Regions from separate parts of the Homo sapiens genome. Here region 1 is linked to region 2. The links are chromatin loops, found by intact Hi-C in ENCODE. Cell type or tissue: PC-3. All regions are shown on one strand. Links, peaks and the distances in the headings refer to the core of each region. The heading gives the core; the rest is flanking DNA.

Region 1 (2,791 bases), core at 259-2,758, 140 kb before region 2:
AATTGTGTATCTGTTCATTTGCTCAAGGATTTTATAAATCAACATGCAAATAAAGACATAAACAAAGAACATTACTTCTATGAAATAAATGTCATATATAGAGACTTCTTAATTTAGAAAAAGCACCTTAGTTTGTATTAATTTTTGCTACTTAATAAAAATAATTATTTTCAACATTTCATAAATATCATTTTGATACAAATCTCAAACATAAGGTCCTACATGTTGTCTTTTAGATATTTTTATTGTATACATTATAATACACTACTTTATTGAGGCAAGGTTCAATTGCCTAGTTCAGTTTTCACCTTGTAGTGGGTTGAATTGTGTTCCCAAATAGATATGTCCAAGTACTACTGTCCAAACCTGTAAATGTGACTTTATTTGTAAATAGGGTCTTTGCAGTATAATTAAGGATGTCAATATGAGATCATCCTGGGTCTAATAGGGTGGGCCTTATATAAGAGAAAGAAAAGGGATAATTGATGCTCACAGAGAAACAAGGAAGGACACCATGTGAAAATGGAGGCAGAGATTGAAGTTGTGGTGCCACAAGCCAAGTAACACCAAGGGCCACCAGGAGCTGCAAATGGCAAGGAGGGATCCTCCTCTGGAATCTTTAAGGGAATGTAGCCCTGCCAACATGTTGATTTCATATTTCTGATCTCCAGAACTGTTAGGGAATATATTTCTGTTGTTTTAAGACATGAAGTTTGTGGGCATTTGTTGCAATAACCACAGGAAATTAATGTACACCTTATCGTTTCTCATTACCTGATACTGTCCATTTTCCAAATCAACTGAAATAGTCACTCCTTGATTAAGCTGTGTAATGTTTGTAAACACATTTGAAACCCATGAAGTACCAACATCATTATCATTGACAAAAGAGAGAGGATGGGCTTCAGGATTCAACCGTGACACTCTATTATCAGCTGTGTCTCCTGCATCATTAGGAATGCAGTACCGCTGTGCCAAAGGGTGGACCCGCGGGTGGCTGCCAGGGCAACGGCAATGTGATTGGGCATGCAATCTGAGAAGATCTCCAGAGAAGACTTCCAGAATCTCTCTGTGGGAGTCAAGAGGGAGACTGTAAGGACAAAGAGCTTAACAGTAATAGAACTTCTAGGAGTCGTTACAAATGAATGTCACTCGTTTAGTGCTTTCATGAGTATCCATTTAGTTTTAATAATTTGATGCATGAAACATAAAATAAAACTTATTTTTGGCCAAATAAACAAATTCATTATCATAAAATGTATATCAAAACCCACACATTTTAATATTAACTTTTTATTTATATCAAGAAGCATGCATAAGCCCTTGTCTGATTATTAAGATACTTATTTAAATACCACAATATTTTACCGTGTCTATTTGTGATAATATAGAAATGATCACATTTACTTAGGATGCTAAACTAACTACTGAGAGTGAACAATAATATATGGAGAACAATGAGAGTTATAGATAATGTTTTCAGTTCATCCATGGGAAAGAAGTACGAAAGCAAGTATCATTTTATCTGCTTCTGTTTTAAGTGAAGGACTGAGGCCAAGGCCATTTGTCAATGGTTTCCTGTGACTCATCAGTACAGATCCTGACATCCTGTAATGCTTCATTGGCTTCAGATCATATGGCGGCTGCCAACAGTCAAAGAATGCCAATTCCAGGTAGATATATTTAATTTTTCCATTAGGGGCAATATACTTGTTCTAGACCAGAATTAGTCATTCTATTTATAGGCATTCTTCCACATAGCACCTTCCCAGACATTTCAGGTAGGCCAAAATTAGTAATCAAGGTCTTACCAGAGAAACCAGGCTTTTCCTCTCAGACCCCAGTGGAGCAGTGAAGGAGTCAGGCAGCTTTTCCATTCATTAAATCACATGAAGTCATACCTTCTTTAAATCTCATCAATTCTTTTCAACTGATACCAAGTTTTGAATGGGACCAAAAGCTACCAGTATAGAATCCAGTATAAAATCTTTCACTCCCAAGGAAAAACTTTATTCCCAAAGAATTACTACAACATTGCCCTTCAGCATTTTAGACAAAGGTGATCTAAAATATAGTAAGGCTTTTGGCAGTAAATACACCTAACACTGTGTTCCAGGGCCATGGCACCCTTTACTGAGGCATACCTTGATTATATAGCCTGGTAAGAAAGAATGTTTATATTGTTAATGATCTGCCATGGACTAAGAACCACATCAAAAGCAATGCTTCTAAATTTACAAGGGCTAGTCTTCTCATTTGGAAACCCACCACACTAATTTATATCTGCCTTGAAGAAATATGAATGAACATTCTTCTTTTTGATTTTTAATAGAAGTAAATAAGATCAACTCATCCATACAACAATATACTATTATACCATGATATCATAAGCTGAAGAAGAAAGTTCAAAGGCATCCTAAGCAGAATTTCACTTAAATTTTTTAAAATTCTGTGTGCTTTTAAGAAGCCCTAAGAAAGATTTCCCATCTACTCTCAAGATAAGGAAATAATGTCATTAAAGCTAGCCTGAGTCTATATAATTATTTGTTCACTGAAAATAGAAAAATATATCACAATACTTCAAATGCTCATTCTTCTTGTCTCCAAGTCTAATAGATCAGTCTCTTGAGAATTTCCCATGTATCAAAATAATTAATCACGTTTATTGTTCTACATTCTCTAGTAGGTATAAAGTCAACAAACCAATTTAAAAAAGGCAGATGTAGAAGTTTCTCAAGTATTGTTAATAGAAACTACCTCATATAGAAAATTTAAGCATTGTATCCCAAGT
Region 2 (3,046 bases), core at 322-2,821:
CAAACTCCGTAAAAGTGAAGACTGTAATCTACTTTTTCACTGCCATATCTCAACTACCCAGCATAATGATGGCATAAGGAATTATATGGGCACTTCAATAAAAATTTGAAAAATAAATAAGCCAAAAAGAAGCAATGCGTATGTTGTTTGGATATTTGAGCCTTAATTTACAAATTCTTATTTATTAAAATGCTAAAAATTCAGTAAATTATGGAATTCAACTTTAGGTTGCTAACAAAAATAAATGTACATAATTAAATAAAAATTTAAATGGAAGGAAATAATATAGCCCAAGTAGAGAGAGAGACAGAGATTGAATTCACTGCCATGAGCAGCCAGACAAGATAGCTGAAACAGGACTTTTATCAGACAGAAAAGCAGAACTCCAAACATTTCTTCAAACAACACAAACTGCACCACATTTCTCCATCATTTGTCTTTAAAAGGAAAGGAAGGGAAAGAAAAGAAATGCAATTAAATAGATGTGGTTAGAGGATACTGACAGGACATCCCCCCACCCCCGCACAGTCCATTTCTCTGTTTACTTCCACCCTCTCCCATTTCAGCAGCACCTAGAGCTAGGTACCTAGTTACACTGGGATCACTGGGCAAAACCATCGTCACCTTGACTGTCACATCAAAGTGCTTAGTCCTACAAGGAAAGATTCGTAAGCATGTGGAAGCATACAGAACCAATTTTATATTGTACTCTGCCCATCTCTAAACCCCAAACTAGAAAAAATAAGATCCTCCTTCAGGGAGGGGAGAGGAGCAGAGTTGAAAGGGCTGAATGAATCCCCAGTAAGTTTGATTACCTGTGAATAGGAAGGCTTTAAGGTCAATAGGAACCCAATCAAGTAAATGAGATCCTATGCTGAAAGGTAACAGCAGCAGAAGTCAAGGGTATTAAATAGGGGCAGGTTTGGGTAGAGAAAACAGGAGACACTGTCCACCCCCAACTCACCCACGTTCACCCCTGCAAATCTCCCAAATCCCAGAAAGCACAAGACGCTATCCCCAACTTTCCTATGCCCCCAAAAGAATTATGTAAATGCTGATGGTTGGCCAATGTCAAAAGAAAGGGCCTTGAGTTCAAGACAAGGAAGCTAGAAGACCAGAGATGATGCAGAACCGTGGCTACCTCAGCAGATGGCATCATGACTAGGCTTCTCCATGATGGCATGAGCCCCAGGCATTAAACACTACTTATGGGAGTAGAATAAAGAGGGAAAATTTTTTAATTAACCAAGTTAAAGTCTAAAATGACTGAGAAAACCCAGAACTGACTAAAACACCTTCTGCCATTGGGAGGAATGGGAGCTCAATATGGTGTTAGATAAAAAGTTTTACAGTATGACCAGACAGCAGTCACATCTTTTGTAACTACATTTGTCAAACTACATGCTGAGGATGACAAGCATAAGTGTAACTAAGCAATCTTTAAAGTGTCATGAATACCTGAGAAGAGATAAATACAAGTTTAATGCATTTTCTCTAAATTGAAGACAGCTAAAATAAAAGAGGTGGCAGAATATATTGTGGACACAGATGTGACCAGTAATTTCCTTGAAAATATAGTTTAAAACCATCATTAATATTTTATATCAAATGAAAATATTCTATTACTATTTAAATTTCGCTGTTCCTAATAATACGGTCACCCAGAGGGAAGATGAGATTGTTGAACCACTGTATTAGGACATGTATTTTAAATTTCTACACACTGAGTCATTCCCTTACTTTACCAAAAAATATTTGCTCAGGAGCTGGGCCAATGATTAAAGAGTACGGGATAGTTAGAGAAAATGTCAAACATACTGACTCATCAGAAGATGTATATATATGGTATGAGTGTAATTGCTATTATCATGATCATTATTATGTTGTTTAAGAGGCAGAATAGTATACTGGTTATGAACATGGACCCTGGAGTCAAATTTCAGCTCATTCATTTACTAGCTATGTGACTGAGCAGCAAGTTGCTTAACCTCTCAGTTTACCCTCTTATGCAATGGGTATATGCACTGCACCAACTACTGAGGGATGTAAGGAGGATTAGATGAGATATAATATAACAAAGCACTTGAAACAGAGTCTGGCACGTAATAGATTCTACTAAGGTGTTTACATACACATATGTTATTATGATCAGCAAGTTTGGTGCTACCCAAACTTAACATGGTATCTAAAATTTTAAAAACCGTATCTATGTATACTAACTTATTTTAATCTTCATAACAGCTCTGGGAAGTAGGTGATATTGATCACCATTGTTAAGAAAGAATACTAAAGTTTGGAGAGATTAAGTGATCTCTCTCGTAAATTAGAGAGTGGAAATTTGAACCCAGGGCGCTTGGATCCAAATCAAGTGCTCTTGCCACAATGTTTGCATTCTCAACTATACTTGACATGGATTATTCTCCTTTTAGGAAGCTATAACTAAACCACTCTATCCAGAGGCAGCTAATATATAAAGAGTCTGGGCTGGGCGCGGTGGCTCATGCCTGTAATCCCAGCACTTTGGGAGGCCGAGGCTGGCGGATCATGAGGTCAGGAGATAGAGACCATCCTGGCTAACACGGGGAAACCCCGTCTCTACTAAAAGTACACAAAAATTAGCCAAGCATGGTGGCGGGCGCCTGTAGTCCCAGCTACTCCGGAGGCTGAGGCAGGAGAATGGCATGAACCCGGGAGGCGGAGCTTGCAGTGAGCCGAGATCGCGCCACTGCACTCTAGCCTGAGCGACAGAGCGAGACTCCATTTCAAAAAAAAAAAAAAAAAGAGTCTGATTCACTGATGACATTGGCTGGGTGCACAGGAAGAAGTGTTGGGTGCCCTGGGTCACCGATGAAAGAAACTAGCCTGTAGGACTGATACATCCAAGTCAGCAGGGCCACCTAAGGAGGCTACACCTAGGGGAGAGTGTACTGTGCACACAGCAACCCCACTTCTGTGGATTGAAAGGCTGAACAAAGAGACACTTTGGTAGTCTTGGCATGAAAAGGTCTCTCCATTCATTGTAAGTGATGTTGGATAAAATTTACAA

Evidence for each region. Hi-C counts contacts between places; a loop is a spot of excess contacts. Peaks named below come from ENCODE experiments on the same cell type or tissue, not always from the same donor. Only the 100,000 strongest peaks of a DNase experiment are listed, where the experiment ranks them.
Region 1: a loop joins it to region 2, with 5 times the contacts of the local background. A loop is called at or near these places in 2 of 110 quality-filtered maps.

The regions. Positions count from the first base shown.
Region 1 is chr1:216,324,531-216,327,321 of GRCh38, forward strand. It overlaps USH2A (usherin), which reads right to left. Exons shown (of 72, transcript NM_206933.4): 6 at 775-1,069. Among named protein-coding and RNA genes, the nearest start is that of USH2A, 98 kb to the right of the region's middle. In PC-3, for the core only: no CTCF peak of the experiment used is centred there; a DNase peak (open chromatin) is centred at 1,701; H3K27ac peaks cover 1,216 bases.
Region 2 is chr1:216,462,788-216,465,833 of GRCh38, forward strand. No RefSeq gene overlaps it. Among named protein-coding and RNA genes, the nearest start is that of USH2A, 41 kb to the left of the region's middle. In PC-3, for the core only: no CTCF peak of the experiment used is centred there; a DNase peak (open chromatin) is centred at 1,854; H3K4me3 peaks cover 319 bases; H3K27ac peaks cover 519 bases.